Linked DNA regions of Homo sapiens: all the other regions are linked to region 4. Evidence: chromatin loops called from intact Hi-C (ENCODE). Cell type or tissue: ascending aorta. All regions are shown on one strand. Region 1 overlaps GLS (glutaminase). Region 2 overlaps STAT1 (signal transducer and activator of transcription 1). Region 3 has its middle 45 kb from the start of GLS. Region 4 has its middle 99 kb from the start of GLS.

Region 1 (2,500 bases), 110 kb before region 4:
GCTATGATTAACCAAACTTTTAAATACTGAATGTCACACAAATGTTTTTTAAAAACACATAGCTTTATCATTAAAATATTTAATGACATATCCTGATACATAATTATTCCCTGAAACTGTTTTTGCTCTTAGACAACTTCTAAAAATGCATTTGAAGCTGGGCGTGGCAGCTCACGCCTATAATCCCAGCACTTTGGGAGGCTGAGGCAGGAGGATCACTTGAGGTCAGGAGTTCGAGATCAGCCTGGCCAACACGGTGAAACCCCATCTCTACTAAAAATAGAAAAACTAGCCAGACGTTGTGGCAGGCGCCTGAATCCCGGCTACTTGGGAGGCTGAGGCAGGAGAATAGCTTGAACCCGGGAGGTGGAGGTTGCAGTGAGCCAAGATCGTGCCACCACACTCCAGAGTGGGTAACAGAGCGAGACTCTGTCTCCAAAAAAAATACATTTGGGATGTTTTAGTAATAATAACTACAATATATTGATCACTTACTTATATTCTACACACTGTGCTAAGTGTTTTACATGCATTCTAACTTAATCCTCCAAGGATTTTATGACAGAGGTACTACTGTTATCCAAAACATAGTATGATTTCTGGTACATACTTAGAAGCTCAACAAATTTGTTATTTGTTCAAAAAAATGACTACCTCTGTCCCCATTTCACAGATTAGGAAACAGAGGCTCAGAGGTTAAGAAGCTTTCCAAGGTTACACAATGGCAAAGATGGATTTTTCTGAATCCAAACTACTGCTACATTATACTGGCTCTCTAACTTACTAGCTTGTTATTACTTTTATAAGGTACAAACAAGTTTTCTAGGTCTTATCCTGACCTAATACCATTAAACACAGCTTAACAATACTCACCACCTAATATTCAAAGAAAAAACTGAACCAGCTGTCAAAAAATCAGTGGATAATAACATACCAATTATTTACAGCAAATGGTTGGTCAAATAAACTTCAGATAGTGGTAGTTTGTCACTTTAAAAAACTGCAGAATAAGCTTTCTATGTATTTATCACACAAGTAAATGGTATTTGCTTTGCCTAAAAGCTATGTAAATAACGTAAAATATACACTTTTTTAGCTTATGGCACATAGTGAAAAAAAATTAAAATGACCACGTTATTGCCAAAGCTAGCAAAAAAAGACAAATGTTTACTTGCTTTTAAACAAGAAATTAATTTTTATCTATAGGGGAAAGAATTTAAGCCAGCCCTAAAAAATAAGCTCACAAAATAAGCTGTCAAAACTGATAAAAAGAAATTACTACCTATTTCAGCATTTGAAACCTCAGATTTTGATCTGAGAATGAATTCGCTTCAACAGTCTGGCGAACAAACATACTCAAATATTCTCCTCAAACTTTCCACAAGGCAGAAACTACTCAAGATCATTCATGCCTTAACCCCCCTTTTCTCTCCCTAAATTAATTCTTTCTGGTAATTCTTCACAATAATGTATTTTTCATTAAAATTCAAAAGCTAAAAACTATAGCTTTTGGTAACTATATAGTAACTAGGAAATCCTTGAGAGAAGTATTTAAGTTTTAATGACAAATAGGATTATAGCAATCTTTCAAATCTTATCATCAACAATTATTAATAACCCAAATGAATCCTCCAGATTCCCCTGAAGAGAAAAACATAAAATGGTTATGATATTCAGCAATTCAAATAGGATATAACAGAAGATAATCTGAAGGAAAATCCTTATTTCTCACCTTTTTACTTCTTCTCCAACTTATACTGTCTCTCTCGTTTCCTTTCTAAATGCTGCCTTTAAGATCATCTTACCATCATATTGTTTCTTCTTTTACCCATTCCTTCCCCTACTTTAGCCTTTAACTGTCTTAAAAAATAATTTCTTAATGAAAAAGAAGAAAAATCCCATGCCATGTATGACATCATGTTAGACATCATTTACAGTCTAGAAGAAGTAGGAGACATGTACATAAAATGAGGAATTACAAGAATAGATCTATGACATCCAGACTTTGGAAAACTACTTCACTGTGGTCTAATAAGGTCAAGCTTTTTTTTAGATGAGGTGGAATCTGAGCTAAACCTGAAAGATGGGTAAGAGCTGGAAGCATGGCAACAGAAAAAGATTTCTGGCAAACAGACCAAAGGGATGAAAGTAAGCATTCACTTAGTGTTTATAAAGAACAAAAAACAGCTAGAGCACAGAATGTGTGAATTAAGGTGCCTGTTTCTACCTATAGGCTATTATATGAATACTTAATTTTTTAGTGTTGAGAATATATATATTCTGAATATATATATCTGAGGTAAATGAGGAGACTACCTTCCAAAATCTACATTAAGTTTAAATGCAGGGCCAACTTCTGCAACATGAAAAGAGGAACTGTCTTTGCTTACCCCACTGACCAAATTAGTTTCCCCATACCAAAGGGGGAATTCATACTCCTCAGTCTGGTATGCAGTTCTCTATAAATTAGTTTTACACTATTTATTCCTAACTTAATCCT
Region 2 (2,500 bases), 190 kb before region 4:
CAACACTGCTATAGGCCTGGCACAAAAATGGAATAAATATAAAGCCCTATTCAGAAAATATGTTACATCACAGGAACTGTAAAATGGGGGGATTTTTTATACCTCCTTTGTTGTTCCTGAGCAAATTACATCATCATCACCACCACCATTAATAGGTGACATTAAGCACCTACAGTATACCATGTACTTCACAGGTAGTAACTCATTCAGTCCTCACAGCCACCTTCTGAGTTAGGTGTTATTGTTATTCCTACTTTGACAGATGTGGGAACAGAGCCCCTCCTCCCCACACAGCCCCTTTTATGTAACTTGACTAAGATCAAGCAGTTAGTAAATGGTAGAAAGAATATTTGAATCTACCTAGTGAGTCTCTAGTGCATGCTTTTGTCCGGTATCCTGGAAAGCCTCCCACAAAAAGCTAATCTTTGCCCCATTCAAAACATGCACCCTGAAGAAGCTGTTTGTACAGGATTGGGTTTATTCTGTTATTAAGACAAAGGCATCATGGCCTTTGGGTGAGAGGCCCGTATGTGTTTGGGATTTGGCAATCAGCATTCCATCTCTGTCATCACCATTATTGAGAAAATAGATGGATTGGTTCCCTCTCTGCAGTCCTGTGGAGCAGTTGGACTGCTCTCTCTGCTCTCAGGATGATACTGTGAGAACAATTTAAATATGCTAAGCACATGTCAGGAAACAGTTTTGTGGTCTTTGGACACTCGCTGTAGCCATTCCGTTCCATTTCAGGTGATTTTATTCATTTCATTTGTAGAATAAAATAAATCCATTTCACACACACACACACACACACACACACACACACACACCCTCTATACACCACTAAAGCCTCCCATTAAACCCATAGAAGACTTAAAGAGCTAAAAGAGGCTATAATATAAAAAAAAAAAAAGAAAAGAAAAGAAAAAGAGTTCATAATATAGGCACGGCACTGGTTAGACAACGGTTGAATCAGTCTCTAAATTGGGTTGACTTCACAATGGTTTGCTGTCCTGCCCCTTGGCCATGACTTCCATCCAGCATCTACTCTTAGAATCAGAGTGTATACTCTGAAACAGAAGCAGCTCTCCCCAAGCTGGCTGTCTTCTGCCAAGTCTGGAGGTTGCAGCTCTGAAAGAGGGTGGTACCAGGGGCCAACGCCTGGTGCAGCCTCAGGAGCAACAGGACCATAGGCTCCTGAGGAAATTGTCCAAGAGAGCCAGAGCACCAGTGTTCTCTGCAGTATGACTTGGGCATTTGTTTAGTCTGGATTTCCTGTGTAATCAGTGTTTTCCTCTGGGACTGTAATAGAACCAGTCTACTCTCCAAGAGGCCTTTAGCCAAAGCTCATAATGATAGGACTAGCTATTAATTGTCTACTACTTTCTGTCTACTATACTAAACATTTTACGTATGCCATCTAATTTAACAAGCCTATCTGCTAGGTACTATTAATCCCCTTTTGATAGATGAAGACTTTGAGATTTAGAGAGGTTAAGCCACTTGCCCTGGTCACGCAGTGACAGGATCTGAATCTGGGCTTCCTCTCTTCCTCTATCTATCTATCTCCCCCTCCCTCCCTCTCTTTACCCCCACGGTCCACCCTATTAAGCACACATTTGAAACATCAGCCAGGCCGGGCGCGGTGGCTCACGCCTGTAATCTCAACATTTTGGGAGGCCGGGGCAGGTGGATCACCTGCGATCAGGAGTTTGAGACCAGCCTGGCCAACACGGTGAAACCCCATCTCTACTAAAAATACAAAAATTAGCCAGCCATGGTGGTGTGTGCCTGTAATCCCAGCTACTAGGGGGGCTGAGGCAGGAGGATCGCTTGAACCTGGAAGGTGGAGGTTGCAGTGAGCCAAGATGGTGCCACTGCACTCCAGTCTGGGCAACAGAGGAAGACTCCGTCTCCAATTTGAAAAAAAAAAAGAAAGAAAAAGAAAAGAGAAACATAAGCTAGACTGAAACATAGGGGCAACACTTTCACTGTGCTTTTCAATCCAAAATAATTTTCCTAAGAGCCCACTATGTACCACACACTATTGAGCACTTGGGATTAAAAAAAAGTTCTCCAGAGGCTTTCCAGTCTAGTGCCATGTGTCTCAGTCTTGGTGCTACTGGTATTCGGGGCTTCAGAATTATTTGTTGGGGATTGGTGGGGTGGGGAGCTTTCCTGTGCTTCGTAGGAGGTTCAGCAACACCTCTGGCTTCTACCAAATAGATACCAGTAAGCACATGCACCCTCACAGCCAGATGGGACAATCAGCAATGTCTTCAGCCATTGCCAGGGGACAGAATCATCCTCGATTGAAAGCATCTGGTCTAAGGGGAAAGACCAGTGTGGAAGTCAGACAGGAAGTCACTGGCAGGCTAGTATCCTTTGGATGAACAGTTTACTTACTATAAGTTGTCCTGGTCAAGGCAGCTGGGCAGAAGGCACTGGTGGGGAAGGTGAAGGGGTTCTTAGTAATTCTGCTTCTTTAGTCTGTACCTGAAAC
Region 3 (2,500 bases), 54 kb before region 4:
ACTCTCTTATCAGTGCATCACAAACATCATACATATATAGGTCTATGTGTATATATGTATATATATATGATGTTATTTTGTGATGGCATGATATATATATCATTATATATGATATATATATCAAGATATGTATAATGCCGTTTATATATGACTCATCCATTCTGTCTTCTGATGTTTACATTCTCATACCCATGTTCTCCACTACTTCTCTCTTCTTCCTCCCCTCCAATAATCAAATGATATCCTTTCCACTTCCCTATGTCTCCTCTTTTCATCAGTATTAACTAAGTCTTCAGATAGGGCATTGTGAGAGCCAAAAGCTCATTGCAATAACGTTTTACTTTTCTCTTTACTGTTGTAGTCAGTAGTCAATACTTCTTTTTAGTCATCCATAGCAAACTCATCCTCTCAAGGGGACAGATGAAGATCATAGCAAATTGAAAGCTGAGAAGTACTACTTTAGATACAAAAATACTGTCGTCAGTCGCCAAACACTCCATTCTCACCCCCAAAGCTGTCATATGATTATAAGAACTGAATAGAATTATAGAATCTCAATGATTCATAAATTGATTCATTTATTCACCAAATATTTTTTGAGCAACTATTATAGGAAATACTCTTCCAGGTTCTGGTGATACAAAGTTAAGGCATGCTCCTTGCCCTGGAGGAGGTTATCATCTAGTAGGGGAGCCAGATGTGTAAGCAAAAAATTACAATAGAGAGTGATAAGTGCATAATGGAAGTAGCCACAAGGTATCATTTTGTTCAGTTGAGGTAGTCAAGGACTCTGCTGGGTTGGACTAGAAAAACACTTCCCTTAGGAAAAGATTTCGAGCTGAGCGTTGGGAAATAATTTACAATGATAGGGGAAGCAGGACGAGTGACTAGTAAAATTTGCCTTGAGCATCAAGTTCATGTAGAAAATTGGTAGGAGATTTTAGCCCTAGGCAGTGGAGCTAAAAATGATAGTGGATAAATGTGTGAAATGTTGAGGAGGTAAAATGAGAGTTAGAGTTTAATAATATGAATGAAGAGGGAGAAGATGTTATTTTGCCCACTTCTGGCCTGATGCAGAAGTCTGGCCCTAGCATTCCTGAATGGTGGCTCACCAGGCTCTGTTGGGACCCTTCCAGGAGTAGTAGCTGTCTGCCTCACAGTACAGCAGCCTGTTCTAGTCCAGACAGACTGGATTTTAGAGAGAGCTTCTTTATATTGATCTGATATCTGCCTGCCTTTAAATTCCACCCCATCTTATTTCTTTATTCAACAAAGACTAGGTCTGTTTTCTTAGATGTAGATCTGAGACATCAAGATACTTACAAATGGTCATTTTTGTCTCTCCTTGGTCTTTTCCAGTCTTCTTTACTCAAAACATTCCCAAGGATTCAGGAAATTTCTATCACTATCTATCTATCTATCTATCTATCTATCTATCTATCTATCTATCTATCATCTATCATCTCAGCTACTCACATTTCTCCAGAGGTTGGATTTGGTGTCACTAATGTTTAGTGTCATTGCCTTAAAATATGAAACTCAGTGACTGAGGCTGTTATCATATCAGCCTCTTGAGTAGCCACAGTAAAATAATAAAAGGACAAAACAAACATGGGAGAAAGAATAGTATGTCTCAGCCAACTTTGGGCACACTGCCTGTGAGTTAGCCCTGCTCCACGAGGAGCAGCAGAAAGAAAGAAAAAGAAAGAAAGAAAGAAAGAAAGAAAGAAAGAAAGAAAGAAAGAAAGAAAGAAAGAAAGAAAGAAAAAGGAAGGGAAGGGAGAAAGAGACAGAGAGGGATGGAGGGAGGAAGGGAGGGAGAGAGGAAGGGAAGAAGGAAGGAAGGAAGGAGGAAGAAGAAGAGAAAGAAAGAGAAAATAAAGAAAGAAAGAAAGGAAGGAAAAGAGAAAACAAATTACGTTTCCTTAAAATATCATTCACTAAGAGATTGCCACCTCTTCCTGGAGATAAATGTCCACTGCCTTAGTCATTTGAAGTAACCATCTCATTTTGTTACTGTAGAAAAAAATATAGCTCATTGCAAATAAACCCAACATAGAGACTAAGATAATAAAGTAATATAAAGCTAAAAGTGAAGTTTGAGATAATCTTATCTAATCCTTCATTTTACAGAACAGAAACCAGATGATTACTTGGTGATGAAAACAAGTAGTAAAATTACTTGTTAAAGCCATTAGGAAAATAGTTAATTAATAACTCGACAATCTTTTGGCACCAGATTAACACCACATAAATTACTTTCTAATCACAAAGGAAAATATCACTGAACAATGGGGGGATCTAATGGTCATGACACTGAATAAACAGTTATTTCTAAAGGTGGTTCACCAAGGTAATATCTTCTGATGGGATTCAAAGTGGAGTGTCTAACATCACCTATGATGTAATGTGGTCAGAAATATCTAATTAGAATACAGAAAGTTTGACAAACGGTGCTGGAACAAATGGATACCCCCATGCAGAAAAAAGAACTTGAACC
Region 4 (2,500 bases):
TCAAGACCATCCTGGCTAACATGGTGAAACCCCGTCTCTAGCAAAAATACAAAAAATTAGCCGGGCGTGGTGGCGAGTGCCTGTAGTCCCAGCTACTTGGGAGGCTGAGGCAGGAGAATGGCGTGAACCTGGGAGGCGAAGCTTCCAGTGAGCGGAGATTGCGCCTTTGCACTCCAGGCTGGGCGACAGAGTGAGACTCCATCTCAAAAAAAAAAAAAAAAAAGAAAAAAAAAAGAAAAGAAAAAAAAAGTTTAAGGATAAGAGAAAAATCAGCAGTGACAGAATCAAGGGAAGGTGGTTTGGAGTATTTGCTTTACAGGATGAGGGTGACAGAGAGTATCTGCCTGGAAGAATTGGTCGGAAGAAAAGGGGAGAGTGAATATAAAAGAGGGAATCCTGCTGAGGGGTGAGGTGACAGGGTCTGAGGTTGCTGGAGGGTGGAGGAGGCACTCATTGTCCTCTGAAGTAAGAGGAGGAAAAGGGGAGAGAGAAGGAGAGGGAGGCTTTCTGCCTTGTGCTTTCTGTCACTAACTGGCTCTGGGGAAGCTTGGGTCATTATGTAACCTCCCTGAATCTCATCTGTAAAGTCATTGGCCTAGGTGAACACTGGAGTTGGACAAACTATTATCTTGCCTCAGACATTTTACTCGAGACTCCCTCCCCTCGCTTGCTGTCCTCATCCAATCAGTTACCTGTAATGGTGATTATAGCAATAATAGCAGAACCATTTATTGCATGTCTCAAAATATCCAATTGGGATGAACCCCCAAAAGCTACATGGTGAAGAAATTGTTCAAATGTAACTTGAAGGATAGTGTGCATGTGTGGTGTGTGTGTGCGCGTGTGTAAAATGTCTTAGTTCAGTTTATCTAAAATCTTATAGGAATGCTTATAATGGCTTTTCTATTCTTTCTTCTATTTCTTTCCTGAGTTCAATCAACTTTTATTTTATTTCTTCTTTTTTTATGTCTGTTTCTGTACCTAGTTTCTGAATGTGTAATTTGAAGTGTTTTTCCATGTTCCCAAGTGCTTGAGGACGTTGAATTCAGTTCAGTGTTGTGTTAGTTTTCTTCCACTTTGCCATTATTTGGGGGAGGAATTTTTCTCAGTTGAATTGCTTGGGTTCTTTTTATTCTGGTGATTTTGCTTAGATGAAGACTTTGATCCGCCTTTCTGTGGACAGGGCTGGAAGGGTTGGGGTGGTTGCAAAATTCCTAGGTCAAGAGCGCCCTCTTCTGTCAGTGTGGCAAAGTATAACTTCTTTTTCTTTCTTTTTTAAAATTGAACTTATTATTATTATTTATTATTATTATTTGGAAGGGGAATGATGGGAGAAGGGGCTGGGCTACCTTCAGTTTTGCAAGGGAAGAGATTCTTGCAGGTTCTTCAATTTCCCTCTCACTGCAAGATTTCCAGAGCTCGCCTCTAAAAGAGGGTCCCTTTGACCCTTTTTACCAGGATGCCTTACTTATCCTTCCAAGACCATCTCCTCTCACAAAAAGTGGGACAAGACCATCTCCTCGCATGCAGCACATATGGTTAAGTCCCTTCCCAGTAGTAAGTAGCCTGATCTACCAGTGTGCTTTTCAGTATTTTCAAACTTAGCGCCGACGTTCTCTCTCTGGTGGTTGTTTCAGATCAATCTAAGGTCCACCACTAGCTTCCCTCTTGTCTACTCTGCACGGATTTTCTCCAGCTGACTTTGTTGGTTCCTGAAGGGCTTGTATTAGGAGTGGAGGAGGCAACTTGCTGGGGTTTGGTGTTTATTTTTCTATTTACAGTTAATTTGAAATTTGGACATTTCATGTCTTCTAGTTATGTAGAAGACATGGGTTTTATGTAGTTTCATTTGATCTTCTTTATTGTTTTGGGAGAGAGTATGTTCAAACTCAGATTTATATCACCACCATTTTCTTGGCTTCTCAGAATTTTTCCATAACATATACTCTAAATTTGTCTAATTTGCCAATAAGATATATAGGAGTTCATTGACTCAAATTATCTCAGGGAGCTCTTTAAGCTCTTACATTAATTAAGAATTGAATTGAGCTACTGGTGAAGGAGATTCCCCTAAACAAATTTGGGGCTTTTCTTGTGTAACAAAAATTTCAGAGGTAGGTGGTAGCGGGCATTGGCTCAGCAGTGAAGACAGACCATGTTGATATCTCCATGACATCTTAACCTCTCCCTCACAGGTGCCTGTGATTACAGGAGGGTTGCTCTACCTCCAGTGTGTCATGGCTATAATCCAGTCAAGAAGAAGGGCAGAGTACAAAGGGTAAAAGGCACTTGTTAACTGTCAGCTCCATTTTAAAGGTCTTTCCTGAAAGCCCCATCCAAAAACTTTTGCTTATACCTGGGTTCAATGACAACCTCTAGCTGCAAAGGAGAATTAGAAATGTAGTTTTTGTTTGTTTGATTTGTAGTAGTTGATTTGTTTTTCCTGAGCACATTATAGCTCCCCCTCAAACACACACACACAAAATGGGGGAGATGTTAG

Evidence for each region. Peaks named below come from ENCODE experiments on the same cell type or tissue, not always from the same donor. Only the 100,000 strongest peaks of a DNase experiment are listed, where the experiment ranks them.
Region 1: a loop joins it to region 4, with 4 times the contacts of the local background. A loop is called at or near these places in 15 of 110 quality-filtered maps.
Region 2: a loop joins it to region 4, with 3 times the contacts of the local background. A loop is called at or near these places in 7 of 110 quality-filtered maps.
Region 3: it touches region 4 in a loop (2.1-fold over the local background); 4 of 110 quality-filtered maps call a loop at or near these places.

The regions. Positions count from the first base shown.
Region 1 is chr2:190,891,540-190,894,039 of GRCh38, reverse strand. The region is part of intron 1 of GLS (glutaminase); the gene reads right to left. Among named protein-coding and RNA genes, the nearest start is that of GLS, 12 kb to the right of the region's middle. In ascending aorta, no CTCF peak of the experiment used is centred here; no DNase peak of the experiment used is centred here; H3K27ac peaks cover 2,211 bases.
Region 2 is chr2:190,971,144-190,973,643 of GRCh38, reverse strand. All of the region lies in intron 24 of STAT1 (signal transducer and activator of transcription 1), which reads left to right. Among named protein-coding and RNA genes, the nearest start is that of STAT1, 42 kb to the left of the region's middle. In ascending aorta, no CTCF peak of the experiment used is centred here; no DNase peak of the experiment used is centred here; H3K27ac peaks cover 583 bases.
Region 3 is chr2:190,834,098-190,836,597 of GRCh38, reverse strand. No RefSeq gene overlaps it. Among named protein-coding and RNA genes, the nearest start is that of GLS, 45 kb to the left of the region's middle. In ascending aorta, no CTCF peak of the experiment used is centred here; a DNase peak (open chromatin) is centred at 1,127; H3K4me3 peaks cover 566 bases; H3K27ac peaks cover 1,407 bases.
Region 4 is chr2:190,780,545-190,783,044 of GRCh38, reverse strand. No RefSeq gene overlaps it. Among named protein-coding and RNA genes, the nearest start is that of GLS, 99 kb to the left of the region's middle. RefSeq lists a cis regulatory region at 1,018-1,381. In ascending aorta, a CTCF peak has its summit at 1,229 (motif pointing left); a DNase peak (open chromatin) is centred at 1,214.